Linked DNA regions of Mus musculus: region 1 is linked to region 2. Evidence: chromatin loops called from intact Hi-C (ENCODE). Cell type or tissue: left cerebral cortex. All regions are shown on one strand.

Region 1 (8,000 bases), 54 kb before region 2:
GGCGCGGGGGCGGGGGTGGGGGGAAGCTCTTGGGAACTCTGTGCTGGTTTTGCAGGCTTTCTCAAATCACTCCGAAATTAAAATTTTATTTATTTTTTTAAACATAGTCTTTATGGGCTCCCTTTTGCTCTTAATTTTCTTTCTTCGGAATGGTGAATCTGAGCAGGTCTGGATCCCTCTGGTGAGCGTGGAGTTTGAATAACTGCAGCTACAAGGCGTTTGGCCTTGAGCAACTTCTCAGTCTCCCTGACTGTGTGCCCTTGGAGGTATGTGGTTGTAAGTACTATAATGAGATGGGACTTGAACATGCCAGGTACATACTAAACACAGACAGGGAGCCACTTCAAGGCAGGTCCCATCATGCCTTTGGTCCTGCCTTGGTGGGTTTTGAGCAGGGTATCCTGTCTGCCATCTGCTTTGGCACTCCCCGTGGCTTAGGACTGACAGAAGCCTGCAACTACGCTAGGACTCCCACGTGTCCTGGGGAAGTAGTTGAGGGAAGATTCTAGAATCAATCGATTTAGTTTCAGACCACAGAGTCCAGTCTAACTGGTGTAGGGAGAAATGGGTTTGTCAGGGATAAGTAAGTGGCTCTCAGAACTATCAAGGGAGTAGAGTGGATGCCAAGGTTCCAGGAGCAGCCCTCCTGCCCCATACACCCCCCCCCACGTCCATGCTGGCCCCTCCTGATGGAGAACCTGTTGTTGCTATCAGAGGGCTTGCTGAATCATGACGGTTGCCAATGGCAGGGTCTCCTGGTCTCCATGGTCACTCATAGCAGTGCGTTGATGGCTCTTGACAGCTGTCTCTTCCTATCCTCCCCTTCCTTTTCCTGAGCTGGAAAAGCCTTGTCATATCCAGAACATTCTGACAAAGCACAAATGACAGCTTCACCTTACCCTTCCTTCACCACAAAAGAGCACTCAGCAGGGAGTCCACAGTACTTCCCCGGGTCACACCTCTGGGTGCCCAGTATCCATGCACCTCCTATTTCCACATGGCCTCTTCCAAACAATACCAGCAGCAGGACAATCCTCCCCCAATGCACCCCCTTCCTACAAGAATGGCAACTCACTGGACGGTCTCCTTGGCAACGCATGCATCTCTCTGCCTGGCTAATTTTCATCTGATCTTGATGTCCTGAAGCCTATGTACCACGTGGCAAGATTGCCACCACCCTACCGCCATGCCTCTTTGTTCTTGATCGAGTATGGGGGAGGCTGGAGGTAAAGGCAGGCTGGTGTGCACAGGGTGAACTCCTTTGTTCAACTGCTGCGGGCCCTCCGAAGTGGGTAACTGTTGAGAACGAGAACATTCCTAGAGGATTCCCAGGCTTGCAGGGCTGGGGGTGGGAGGGGTGGCTCCGGCAGAGTGCTTGCCTAATTATGGGTGAGATCCTGGCTTCAATCTCCAGCACGGAGAAAAAGGAGGAGGAGGAAGAGGAGGAGGGGGGGAGGAAGAGGAGGGGGGAAGGAGGAGGATGAAAGAAGAGGAAGAGGAAGGAGGAGGAGGAGGAAGAAGAGATTAATGAGCTTCTATTCTATGTCAAGGATGAAGATGATGCAGATAGTGATGACTGATGATGGTGATGGTGAAGGTAATGGTGATGGTGGTGATGGTGATAATGGTGATGATGGTGATGGTGATGATGATGATGAAAGGAGACAAGACACATGGCAGGGTCAGCCTGCCTCAATGCTTGCTCTGCATCCCTGTGGGTCACATGAAGAGATCAAGGATACCAAGTGGTGTCAGGGAGCCTAGCAACTAAACTCATGACGAAGTTCCACATAAGGGTAGGGAGACGAAATCACAGCAGGCACACGTGCACATTGACAGATATGCATGTATACACCGTAGACAGTCACATTCTCACACTGCTCACACCTGCACGAATGCTCACAGAGTCATACATAGACACACACACACCAAACCCCATAGACGTATGCACACAGCTGTCATAACCCGCATCATACAAACACATGCTCTTCACAAAGGCAAACCTGCATATACTCTACACAAGCATAGCCACAGACATACACACATGATTACACACATACCTGAAGGCATAAACATCCTCTCACCACACAAATCACGTGTGCAATACACACAACACGTCTATACCACAGCTCACACCGTACACAGAATTATAGACAGTTACAGGCTGGAACACACCACATGCAACTATCATGTGTATAAACCACACATAGGCACATACCCACACACAGCCACAGAGGCATGTGCAGATGTGTGCACATAACTTATCCACTGTGCCTGGGAGCCTCACTGGGTTCTGGTTGCATATCCCCAGGAGACCCTGCTTTAGTGCTTGGTCAGTCAGTCCTTCAGAAGCCACAAACTGAAGCTGGAGTCATTGCTGTGTTCCAGACATTGTGATAATTTAATGATCTCTCTGAACCATGGGAGAGGACTAGGAGGCCCTGGCAGGGGCTCCGTGCAGGCAGAGCGAGCCTCTGAACAGCCAAAGGCAGAGATTGGGGGTACAGCGACCCGTGGGCTATAAACAAAGAGAAAGTATTCACAGATCAACCAGCTCCTGGCCATCACAATTTTGCTGAAAGGCAAACAGAAAGCATCTCTCATTTTGACACAATGTATTAAGATCTGAATGTGTCCTGGAAATGAGGACAGGAGGGATGGAGCCCTGCACTCCGCGGTGACGCATGCCAGCCTTCATTAGAAGACAAGGCAGGATCCACAGCCGCGGGGCACTGTGTGTGGTGCTGTGCCTGATTCTTGCTGTGGCTGTCAAGGGTTTTATTGTCTAGACCACTAAAGAGAGAAATGGCTAAGGACCAGGCATGAAGGCTCATTCTTGGAATCTCACCTCTTGCTATGAGCATCACCATGAGTGTTAGGCTAGCCTGGGGTACAGAAAGGCTACCTCAAGGTCATGATCTGAAGGTGGCTTAGGAGCCCTCCAACGTAGAAGCCCTCTGCCTTCTAGTGACCTCTTGTGAGACCAACAGTCTGCAAGAAGTGAAGCAAACCCACCACCGTTCATGTTTCATCCATCTTAAGCCCCAGCCCACCAGCTACCCAGGGAACAGCATGACTGTAGGTTGAAGGTTGGTGAACATGACTGTAAGGGTGGTGGATCAGAGCCAGGGGATCATGGGCGGGGTCTCCGACCCCTCAGGGTCCAGGGCACAGGGTTAAGGACTCTGAGGTTGTGTTGGAGGAAAGAGCTGTGAGCTGTCTTGAAAGCAGGGGTTGTCTGCTCTTTGTCTGGCCTTAATTTTTTTCTAATGAGCTTTGCTCTAACTCTGGGTCTGTAAACTCATGCGCTTATAGACTCTAAACAGAAAACACCAAGGAGCAGGCTAGATTTGGTGGAAGAAGTCACCACAGGGAGGCAGGACCTTCCAGTTGCTGCCTTGTGGGTGTGTAGAGTTCTGGGATGTGAGTTTGGTGGTTTCCCAGTCCTTCAAGGTTGCAGAGCTCAATGTAAGAACCGTTTCTTGGTGGCGCACGCCTTTAATCCCAGCACTTGGGAGGCAGAGGCAGGCAGATTTCTGAGGCGGATTTCTGAGTTCAAAGCCAGCCTGGTCTACAAAGTGAGTTCCAGGACAGCCAGGGCTACAGAGAAATCCTGTCTCGAAAACCCCCCTCCCCTAAAAAAAGAACCGTTTCTTATAGTGACTTATTTTGTTTCCTGTGTGACTATGGTTGTGTGTGTGTCACAGTGTGCACGTGGAACTCGGAGGCCAGCTTCAATGACTGGGTTCTTTCCATCTATCTTATTTCTGCAGCAGGGCCCCCTTTATCATTTCTATACCTGAGTTCTCCAGGCTAGCTCTCCATGTCTCTGCCCTGCATCTCCTGCAGGAATGCTGGGATTACGGGTAACTGCAACCACATCGGTTTTATTCATAGGTGGAATTCAGCTTATCAAACTTGTGCAGCAAGCGCTTTTACACGTTGGGCCATCTCCCTGCCCAGTGGTAACAAATTTAAATACTTAAAAAAGTAATCATGCCTACTCTATGCATGTGTGTCTCCAGGCCGTGGCCCATACAGCATGCTCACCAACCTTCATTTTCTATAATCCAAAAGATTCCCTCTCAGATGTAAAATTCCACGTGAGACCTACAGGCCACACACCTCTTAAGTCTGTCTCTCAGTCAACTTTCAGTTCCTTCCCCACATAGTCAGCATCTTGCAGGGTCTGATAAGCATGATCTTGTCAAGGCTTACAAATCTTCCCTTGGCTCTCCTTTTCTGAGCTGAGAATTTAGGCTCAGAGACACAACTGACTTGTTCAAGGTTGCACAGCACATATCCAAATCAAGCGTCATCCTTTGTGATTTTTCAAAGCTTTGGGGTTTTATGGGTAGAAATTCTATGACATACTCAGCATTCAGTGGGAAAAAACCAGCAAGGGAGGAGCCCAGGTTTGTATCTAGCCCCAGTATGACATTACCAGGGTTCCAGAGGAATGCAATTTGATCCAATGAGTAACACCACAAGTAACCCGGGAGGCATTCCTGAGCTGGACCTGAACCTGCAGCAGCCCTATAAGAGCAGTGCTCTGGCTGCAGGCCATCCCATCAATTGTCCTAAAGGCCACTGGAAGGTGGGGGAGATAGGAGGCCCTGAGAGCCAGTGTCTCTCCCATCTGGTCCACATTAGGGTGCTGTTAAAATTTTCATGCTCTTCATTGTAGCAACAAATAAAAGCAGAACGAACCTCTTTGTTGAAGGATCCCCGACTGACATCACTGGTGATTAAGTGGCAGACTTATTTTCTCATAACCAGAGCCAGGCAGTTCTGTGGGAAGTTTGGAAAGAGAGCAGGTTCCCACTGTGAAGCCGAGTGGGAAGCACTCTGGGAATGATGGAGGTGGGGAAGATTGCAGCTCTAGGGGCTGAGTGGGAAAGAAGATATTCCTCAATGGTCTAAGCTCTGGAGATGGCAGAAAGCTTTCTGAGTGTGTGTGTGTGTGTGTGTGTGTGTGTGTGTGTGTGTGTACACTCACATTTGTTCATCTACTCAATGGCTTATCTAGTAAATCCATTCAGACACAAATCCAACAGCCAACCCATACATACATACGTACATACATACATAATATACAAATACCAGCCAACCCAAACATCCATACATATATACATACACAAACACACATAGATAACACACACATGCCAGCCAATACATACATATAGACATACACACATACTTACATACATATATAATACACAAATACCAGCCAACCCATATGTATGTACATACATACACAAACACACATATATAATACACACATACCAGCCAACCCATCCATCTATTCATAATACAACATATATACATACAACATACATACATGCACACACTCCAGTCAATTCATACACACACACACACACACACATACACAGCAGCAGCAGCCAACCCATTCATTCATCCATCCATCCATCCATCCATCCATCCATCCATCCATCCATCCACTCATCTATCCACCAACTCATTCATCTATCTGGCATATTATCAATTTACCTATCTACCTATCCACCTACTTATTCATCTACCAACTAACTCATCCACTCATCCATCCACCCATCCATCCATCCATCCATCCATCCATCCATCCATCCATCCATAAATGAACCAACCCATCCATTTGTTCCATCTACCAATTCACCCATTCATCGGTTGCCTACCCATCAGTCTACCAACTTACTCATTCATTGGTTGCCTACCCATCAGTCTACCAACTCACTCATTCATTGGCTGTCTACCCATCAGTCTACCAACTCACTCATTCATTGGCTGTCTACCCATCAGTCTACCAATTCACCCATTCATTGGCTGTCTACCCATCAGTCTACTAACTCACTCATTCATTGGCTGTCTAACCATCAGTCTACCAATTCACCCATTCATTGGTTGCCTACCCATCAGTGTACCAACCCATCCGTTCATTCATGCATGTATTCATGTGTCCACTCTTATCACTTATCCTCATTGCTTCAATGGCCCACAAGCCACAGGATGTGCATAGACTCCAGAAGCTTAAAATGTCAAGGAGAGCTGGAGAGATGATGGTGGGTCAGAGGCCTGCTGCTCTTGCAGAGGACCTGGGATCTGTTCCTAGCAACCATCCACGAATCCAGTTTTAGCAGATCTATTACCCTCTTCTAACCTCCACAGGCACTAGGTGCACACTCTGACATGTAGGCAAAGAATACATACACGGAAAAAAATTCTAAAAAATATCAAGGAATTGGTGGCCTCCTGATCCTCCAGAAGGAGTATGGTGCTTCTGGCCTTGTGACTTTAGCTCCACCTTTGATGCTCATTTCTAGGATTCTGAGACAAGAAATGCATGTGATTGCTAAGCCTCTAAGTATGTGGCAATATAAAGCCACAATCAGAAACCAACCTGCCACCTCACCGGTTAGCTCAAACAGATGGCATGTGCTAAACTGTACCAGTTGACACTGCACCCGTGTGTGAACCCAGCCAAGACTCCAAGAACCATCCGGCTGAGTCCAGCCCAGCCGAGTCCCTGACTCACACCATCCTGGGACAAAAGAAATCTCATCTGAAGCCCTTGGTTTTTTTTTTTTGTTTTTTTTTTTTTTTTTTTTGTTGTTGTTTTTAATAGTAATTAAAATTACAGTGACATAGGCCACAGACTTACACCATGTGCTGGACATGGTATAAAATCCTTTATCAACACATTCATGGTTTTGACTAACTTTTTTTTTTTTTCGAAACAGGGTTTCTCTGTGTAGCCCTGGCTGTCCTGGAACTCACTTTGTAGTCCGGGCTGGCCTTGAACTCAGAAATCTGCCTGCCTCTGCTTCCCAAGTGCTGGGATTAAAGGCGTGTGCCACCACACCCGGCTTGACTAACTTTTTACTAGTATATATCAGTTATAATAGTACCCGGTCTCATTGTGACCCTTTTACTTATATAATTGCCACCTCACTTTATCTCCACCCCCACTCCTGCTGTCTCTTTACAGGCATATTCCTTCTACTTTCTTTTCTTTTTTTAAATTAGCAACACAGTAGTAACTTTCCATATGGCGTTTCCATGTTACACAAAGTAACACGTTTTTGTTGCTTTTCTTCCCTGCCCCTGTACCCACATTCCCCTCGCCTCCTTCCTACTCGGCCACCCTTCCCATAGCATCCTCTTTGTTCCCAGTCTTGTATGTCCTCTGGCCCCTCCAGTGCTCTTCCTCTCCTGTGGTCTCCTCTGTTCTCATAGACGGTGTCCTCGCTTCCCCCACTTACTGCTGAACCAGTGAGCTAGGGTCCTCTTGTGAGGGCGTGAACAGTTCGTCCCTTGTGTGTGGATCACCTCACTCAGGACACACTGTCTCGTTTCCTCCTTTTCCCGAAAGCTTGGTGGGTTTTTTTCTGAATCAAATTTCCTAGGTCCGGTGTGGTGAGACTGTCTCAACAATTAAAATAAAAAAGATCCCCACCTTAATTCCATGGTTTTTCATACATCACCCATTCATTACTATTCATTTGTTAAATAGAACTGCCAGCCAGGTGTTTCAGTGACCCCCTTTAATCCCAGCACTTAGGAAGCAGAGGCAGGCAGAGCTCTGTGAGTTCAAGGCCAGCCTGGTCTGCAGAGTGAGTTCCAGGCCAGTTGAAGGTACATGGTGATGTGGTGAGACTCTCTGTCTCTATCTCTGTCTCTCTGTCTCTCTCTCTTTCCCTCCCTCCTTCCCTCTCTCTCTCCATGTGCGTGCATGCGTGCGAACACACACACACACACACACACACACACACACACATGCATATCAAACATATATATCATATACATTCCTGGGAACTCCAGAACTTTGACCCTCAGTACATAGATGCTTGCACCCCATCTTTATTGCTGGTCTGTTCACAACAGTGAGGGAAGGGAGCCCCACTTTTTCAGGCATCTGTGCATGCTCACTTCACAACGTGCCTGGGTAAGAGCCTTTGGAAGCTTGTAGGAATGACTCAGAGCACCCAGCTAGCACGCAGCCT
Region 2 (8,000 bases):
GGGTTCCTGGAGGTTTTAGCTTTCTGATTAGTATAGAGATTTTTAAAAAAAAAGATTTATTTATTTTTTTATTATATGTAAGTACACTGTAGCTGTCTTCAGACACACCAGAAGAGGGAGTCAGATCTCGTTACGGATGGTTGTGAGCCACCATGTGGTTGCCGGGATTTGAACTCAGGACCTTCAGAAGAGCAGTCAGGTGCTCTTACCTGTTGAGCCATCTCACCAGCCCCTAGTATAGAGATTTTTTTGATTGAGATAAGAACTTTAAACTGCCCAGTGTGGTGGCGCACGCCTTTAATCCCAGCACTTGGGAGGCAGAGGCAAGCAGGTTTCTGAGTTCGAGACCAGCCTGGTCTACAAAGTGAGTTTCAGGTCAGCCAGGGCTATACAGAGAAACTCTGTCTCAAAAAAATTTTTTTTTAAACTATATAAGCATGCATATATATATATATATATATATATATATATATATATATATATATATATATATCACCAAGTGTTAGTGTGGCCTATGGCCCAGGTCTTTCTCCAGTCACATTGGAGAACACTGTCAGTTCTCCAGTGTCGAGAGTGAGAGTACAGGACAAAGAGTTCTGTTTGGAACCTGGGGCAGGCTGTGACTTAAGCTCCTCTAACAAGGATTTCTACCTCTTTGGCCTCTGGCATCCCTTCTGAGCTGACAAAGGCTGTCTACACATAAGAGGACGGTGTGGTTTGGGTGAGAAGTAACTCGAAGGCTCAGGAGTTAAAGGCATGGTCCCTGCCTGGTGGGCTTTGGTGAGGTGGTTGGATCTCAAGGGCTCTGATGGAATCAATCAATCAATTGATCCCTTGATGCAACTGATCCCTTGAAGGAGTCACAATATGGTGGCCTCCTTGGAGGTTGCGGGAAGAGAGGAATGAGACCAGGAGGAAGTGAGTCACCAAGGATGTGGCCTCCTTCCTGGAGGTCCTTCCTCTTCCTAGATGTCATTATCTGAATAGCTTTCTTCTACAATGATGCTCTAAGGCTCACAGCCACAGAGCCAGATGACCGTGGAAACCTGCAAACCCATGAGCCTAAATAAATTCTTCCGCCCAAGTTCTGCTCGGGCATTTTGTCACAACAATGAAGAAGATAGGGAAGTGGCTGTCTCCAGAGAGGGCAGCTTCCCTTCTCTTGGGCTCCTCCCACCCCTCCCAGTGGGGTTGCACAGGAACACTGGGGTTACCTAATCCTTTACTGTCTGGAATCCACATGACAGTCATGTAGGCTGGACCACAGAAGGAAACCTGTATCTACCCTTCCTGCCTGCATTAATCAGTCCCCAGGAGCAGGGGCCAGGTAGGTCTCTGCAATCCTCCCAAGTCTTTCCCTTCAGGAGAAAGTCAGTTTTACACAATGACCAAGATTCTGGAAGAACTGGGAAACATCTAGAAAAATCAGTTGCTGGGAACTTCCAGGAAGCCAAGCCTGTAGGCAGAGTACTTTTCCTTTCCCAAAAATGTCTGAGAGAGAGAGAGAGAGAGAGAGAGAGAGAGAGAGAGAGAGAGAGAGAGAGAGAGATGTTCAATCATGCGAGAGGCCAAATGCCCAGTTTTCCCCCCAAAGTCCACACCCTCCAGAAGGCTGGACGTGCCTGAGGAAGGGGTAGTCCTCTCTTGGCACTGGTGCCTGTTTCTCCACGGGGTGTGCTTTGCCATGAGAGCTAAGCAAACATGTCTTGATTGCCTTCTCAGAAGCTTGCTTGGACCCGGTCATGAAGGCCAGCTGTTGGTCACAGCAATCCTCTGCTTTCCAAGCTTACAATAAGGGCCATTCATGTGTGTGGTACTTGAGACCTTCCTCTGTGCCAGGCACCGTGCTTCAGGGTCAAGTGGAGAAAATGGCTAAGACTCGGCTGTGTTCTTTAGGACCTCATGGGTGATTGAGGAAAAGCCATTAAGGAAATGTTATGCTCATGCTGTGTAGACATGGGCCAGCAGGGTTTAGGAGGGTATACCAAATAGCGCCAGGTTGGCACCAGTCAGTCACCCAGCAGGCCAGGGTGATGGAGAAGGTGCTCTTGAGGTGAGTGGGATTCAGGAGGCATAAGCTGAGAAAGGGAGGAGCCGGGGATTGTGTCACAGGGGACGAGTTAGGTAAAGGCCTGGAGGTGACATGTTTATCGGTCCATGTTCTGTTTCTGTGACTAACAAATGGGAGTTTTGTTCCATTTTGAAAGGGCTTAAAGTGCATGTGGCATAGCCACGGTCACGATGAGGCTCCTGGCAATCTCTCACTGCAGTGGTGACATCATGGTGGGATTGAGTGACAGGGAGAGACTGCCCACAAACCAGGAAGCAAGGGAGCTGGAGGGATCACCCTTGGTGGTGCTGGGTTTGGAATCTAGGACCTTGTGCATAGCAGGTAAGTGCTACTACAACCCTCTGATACCCCAGCTTACTTGTTCTGTGGTAACTTGGTCTTGTGACAACAGCTGGGGTCCCACGACAACAACTTTAATTCCTTCTGAGACCTAAGACCCCTCAGGAGGCCACACCTCTTAGGGTCTCATAGCCTCTTGAAATCACCATGCTGGCTGGGCAGGCTTCCAAACATGAATCCAAGAGGGACAGAGCGCACCAGACCACAAGCCCTGGTGATAGCCAGGACCTGCAGCAACTTGTAGCGATAGATCGAAGTGGAGTACTATAATTGACAGGTGAGGGTATAAGCCCAAGGACCAATGAGAGAGACCAGGTGTGCTCCCAACGCCCTTAGAGGTCCTGTAGGAGATCCTATTCATTCAGTGACAATCCAGGTGCTGTTAGGGCTCAGCTTCACAGTGAGTTCTGGCTCCCAGGCCATTTGGAAAACCACCTAAAATTCCTTCCATTTTGATTCAAAGAAACATCAGGTTTACAGTTGGTGTTTAATCAGCAGTGACTCAGGCCTCCTTCCCCGTCATTCCCAAGAATAGGCATCACAGATAGCCCGTCCTTTCTGATCATTTTTCAACCACATACTGTTTTGAGTCAAGTTCTCTATTGGCCATCTCACAATGGAGACAACGAAGCTGACTTTCTTAGCACTTGGCTTTGTGAAGGAAATGATTTTCAACCCACAGCAAAGATAGAAATCGAATTCAAGTGGGATGCCTTGTGGAGGAGAGGTGAGACCATGCATGTTAACTGGACCTGGCTCTATAGCGTAACCTTGAATCCAGGCAGGGACAGAGTGGTCTAGTGAGAGCCTCAGACACCCATGATCTGCACTGAGATCATGATCTACTCTGCTGGGTGGATGCCTGGTCCTGGGGGTTGGATTCTGGGGGGTTGGGGAGGTGGGCCTCTCCCTTCCTTTAGTCTCAGCTTCAGGGTCAGGCTTTATGGGACCCTTGCTGATGTTACCTCCACCCTGGCTCCTTGCCCTCAGCTGACAATGTCCCCCTTTCTGAAGATCACTTTGATCTGGGATTGTCATCTCAGCTGGTTATTGGGTTAAACACAAATGACTTAAGGGTCTTCTCATTGCCCCCCCCCCCCCCAGGGCCCGCTTCTCCCAGGAGACATGTCTGTGGCCTTCATCTTTGCTTGCTCATTGCTGGGCTTTCCACAGACATGGCAATGGTCAGCAGGCCTCGGTGAGTCTCCATACTCAGAGAGCTCTGCGCACTTTCTCCCTCTGGGCATTCATCCTACCAATGGCATACTTGGTTTTCTTGTAGGTAGGATCTGAACAGAGAGCAAGACACTGGGACTTGTGTACCCCTAAGTCATTCCTCACTTTAGACAAACTCCCAGATTTTCTGTTGGCTAACCGATAAAGGAGTTGGCTGCAAGTACACAGGCCCTGTGGAGCCCCAAACAAGATAAGCTCCAGAATTCTCAGGTTAAAAGACACAGGGGCCCAGAGTGGGAACCACAAAGGCCTGTTCTGTCTCAGGTATCCCAGGATGACCTTAAACTCATCCAGGTGGCTGTGAATGACCTTGAACTTCTCCTGCTGTCTCCATCTCCAGAGTGCTAGGACCACAGATTATGCAAAGACCCCGTTTATGTTGCGCATGGGATCAAACCCAAGGCTTCCTGCGTGCGAGGCAAGCAGGGAACCACCTGAGCCATTGCCCAGCCTGTCCTTGGGGTTTCGATAAAGCACCAGATTTCTTGTGGCCAAGACCCCAAAGGAACCCATTTCTGGGAGGAGAGCTGTTTCTCCCAACAGCTGGAGAGAACCGGAAGTGGCCTTTACTCTTAAACCAAGAAAGGATCCCCCCTCCCACTCCCGCTGCCCCCAACTCCTGCTCTATAGGAAACTCCATCTCCACATCACTTAGCCCATCACTCACTTTCCATGGTCCTGGGATCAGAGATGGACAGGGTTTAGCTGCCTTTAGCAGGGAGATGATCCAGGCATAGGAGGAGTTCCTACTGCGACTAGAAGGGACAGGATAGGGAAGGGGCAGACATCCTGGACCAGCGCTAGGGGCACCCTGGCTTGCGTCACCAGGCCCACCCCCTCAAGACATCACAATCTATGGGCTGCGACCCCCCTGTGCCTCATCATTGTGCGTTTGCGACCAAACAATCCAACCAACACCCACCCTGCGGGTGGGGGAGGAAAAAAAAGGAAAAAAAAAAAAAAAGGACTGTCCTGAGGCCGGCTCCTCCCGCCCCGCCCCGCCCTCTTCCCTCCCGCCCGGGGCCCCCGCCCCCGCCGGGCAGTGAGCGCGCGCCGGGCGCCCCGCTCCGCCGCCCGCGCCCGCCCGCCAGCCCGTCCGCCCGCGGCGGGGCCGGCCCTTCGCCCGCCCACCAGCCCCGCGCTAGCCGCCCACCTCTCGCTGCCCGCTGCCCGCCGCCCGCCGCCCGCCGCCCCGGCCCGCCGCGCGCGCTCCATGGCTGCTCAGGAGTGGGACTGGTTCCAGCGCGAGGAGCTCATCGGGCAGATCAGCGACATCCGTGTGCAAAACCTGCAAGGTACCGCGGCCCCGGCCTCCCCGGAGGGCCCGTATCCACCAAGCGTGGGCCCGGCTGGTTCCCCCCGTGCGCCCCGGAGCCGGTGTGGCTGGCCTGCGCCGGGTTTGCAGAGCTCAGGGGGTGGGGCGGTGCGTGGGCGTGTGTGTGCACGCGTGTGCGTGTGGGCACGCGCGTGTGTGCACCCCATTCCCAGCAGGGGACCATCACCCCCCTCCTACCGCCTCCGGTAGTTTAGAGAAGTTTGTACGTGGAGTCTTGGGGGGCGGTGGCCCGGGTCAGGGCCAGGAGAAAGTGCCACTGTGTGCTGTGTGCGCACAAGCCAGACTTAAAGCTCTTCCGAAGTAGCTATGGGGCTGGGGACCTGGAGTGGGGCACAGCGTCAGTCCCGAGAGGCTCTGGATGATGGGGGCACGCTGAGGACTCCAGTGAACTGAGTGAGGTTCAGAAGACCTTCTCTACCCAGCCCCACAGACTAGGGAGGGGCTGGAACTAAACCCCCTTGCCTGAGGCGGTTGACAAGATGAAAGAGAAACTCCTGGTGGCCCGTGTGTCAGACTTGGGCTCTGTGGTTCTGCCACCTATGACTATGAAGTATCTTCCAAAAGAAAGTATTGGGTGTGGAAACTTAGCAAACACACACACACACACACACACACACACACACACACAGAGAGAGAGAGAGAGAGAGAGAGAGAGAGAGAGAGAGAGAGAGAGAGCGCTCTTAAGGAAAAGAGACCCACCCCTCCCACTCGCAAAAGGCATTGCTCTCAAGCCCTGTGGGTGGAGTGTGTTTCGAGCCCCCTCTCTCCTATGGGAGCTTTGCAGAATTGGACATAAATCCACTTCCGGCCTCCTCACCCACCTGGCCCCATGCACAGGTGAGGCTGGGTTAAGCCACTTCCCCTACTGACTCGGGGCTGAAGAAGAGTCCAAGGTTGAATTCGCCAGGATCCAACTGGAAGGTCTGGACAGAGGTGGGGCAGGAGGATTGTGGGTGTCCCTTTTGCCAGCAGGGCAGGGAGCCCCTGCGGGGGGTGGGGGGGAAGAGTCTAGATTAAACATTACACCTGAGAGAATGTTTTCTGGGAGCTCACGTGGCCCTCTCCAACTGAGGTTTGGCAAGGACAGTGCAGGTCTGCAGAGGTGACCTGAAAAGGAGCCAGCGGGCGGCTCAGGGAGTGGGCACTGCACTGGCAGCTCTGGATTCTGCTACTGTACAGCTACTGTGATTTGTGTCAAAGGAGGAGGCTCAGAGCTGCAGTGATGGAGAGAGCTTGGGTTTGGTTTGGGGTGGGCAGCATACCATTGCTGAGATGGTATCTGGTTGGGGCTGTCAGATCTGGTGTGTCTCATGTACCTTAGGCAATCACTAGGCATTTTAATGAGCACATACTATCTGCCACAGACAATTATTCTTGTAGGATCAGGTCCCTTGGTAGAGCTCAATTATTGTAAAGGAACAGGCGGCGAAGTGAGGCAGAGAGATGGGACTACACAGCATGATTTGCGACAGTTCTTGAAGGGCTAGAGGGGTGTCTCAGCTCCTCGCTTTGAGGTGACCACACTTTCAGGCAAAATATCAGTTATAATTTGAACAGCAATGGATTCTGTTAGTAAGAGGCCAACTTCAAATCATGTATCTCAAATGTCATATGTATTACATATGTATTACATGTATGACATAGACTGATTTTAAGCGTAAGCTTAGCATGCTTTTAGTTGTGGGTACACCTCAGGTAATTGCTACCTACATAAAGATTCCCAGATCCCTCACCTTCCTTCCCAGTCAGTAACCTCACCCGCCCATCACCAAGGCAACCTTTATTCTGAGCCTGATCCTTATCCTCATCTTTGTTTTTAGTTCATGTAGGTTCAATTTGTCTCTGGACCCCGTTACAGTTGAATGGTGCAGTTCAACGTGTTCTCTTGATGTGGCCCTTTTTGATCAATTTGATGTTAGATTCATCCACACAGTCTTTACTATAGCTATAGTTCCTTTTAACTGCTGAGTACTATTCCACTGAATGGATATACCACCATTCTATTCTCTATTCATCTGAGGAAGGACCTTTGGGTTGTTCACAGCTTGGGCAAAGTCAGCTGTGTCTTGGGGGGGGGGTGAACATTAGTTCTGTGCAGTTGTTGAGTGGGACTTGTCTGATTTGCCTGGTGTGGCTGAGATAAAGCAAGAATGGAGTTCAGGCCAGGGATCTTGTCTTCTATTTCTCTGTTTCTCTGTCTGGACTAGGAAAAGAGATATTCTCTTTTTTGTTCCTGTGGTATTGAGAAGGTCTCAGCCAAAAGTTCAAGTCCGGAAAGCATTCTACATTATTCTCAGAGCATCTGCTGAGCCAGCTGGTGGATGTCAGAGGCCCAGATATTGTCTGGATGAGCAGTTGGGGGCTATACCGGGGCCCTGGCTTGCCTAAGTTTAGGTGGGCTGTGGGTAGGCGTGGCCAGCAGAGCCTGGCTCAGGGTTTGATTTATAAGCCTGTGACTGCTCCGGGTACAGGTGGCCACAGTGTCTTGGTGATCACACTTGGTGGAGGCAGTGGGACTTCAAGGGTCTGCAATCAGAGGGATGGAGGCTCCTGGTACAATTCGCAGGCAGCTCCTACTGTTGGTCTAACAAGGCTGATTGGAGTCTTCTGTTCCTGGCACGAGGTGGTTCTGGGGTCAGCAGTGAAGGCAGGCTGAGGTTAGGCCCTGCAGGCTGCCTTTCAGAGAGCAGCTTGGAGTTAGCTGGTCCTTCCTCCCCAAGTGTTCAGGTGTTTATTAGGAAGCACGTTGTCTCACAATGTCTGTACATTCCACCTCTGCCTCTGTCCCCCTGTCCTGTAGGGTTCTAGAATTCAGGCTGTGATTGTGATATGGAAAATCTTCCCCAGAGGAACACTGGGGTGGAGGGAGGCCAGATACGCTGCGTGAAAAACCCAGCCTCCCTCCGTGGGGGGGCGGGGGCATTCCTCCATTAACTGCCACACAGCAGATGAGGCTGTCAGACAGGAGCCCACGATGGCCATCGAGCAGTTTGTCACCAAGGTTCTGTGGTGCAGCAT

What was found. A loop is a pair of places that touch in the nucleus more often than their neighbours do. Peaks named below come from ENCODE experiments on the same cell type or tissue, not always from the same donor. Only the 100,000 strongest peaks of a DNase experiment are listed, where the experiment ranks them.
Region 1: a loop joins it to region 2, with 2.0 times the contacts of the local background. A loop is called at or near these places in 2 of 42 quality-filtered maps.

Annotation. Positions count from the first base shown.
Region 1 is chr12:104,915,952-104,923,951 of GRCm38, reverse strand. No RefSeq gene overlaps it. Among named protein-coding and RNA genes, the nearest start is that of Clmn, 55 kb to the right of the region's middle. In left cerebral cortex, no CTCF peak of the experiment used is centred here; DNase peaks (open chromatin) are centred at 4,800 and 6,980.
Region 2 is chr12:104,861,811-104,869,810 of GRCm38, reverse strand. Clmn (calmin) reads left to right here and starts at 4,735. Exons shown (of 14, transcript NM_053155.2): 1 at 4,735-4,941. The coding sequence starts at 4,860. In left cerebral cortex, CTCF peaks have their summits at 4,311 and 4,512; DNase peaks (open chromatin) are centred at 4,416 and 5,027; H3K4me3 peaks cover 2,089 bases; H3K27ac peaks cover 3,419 bases.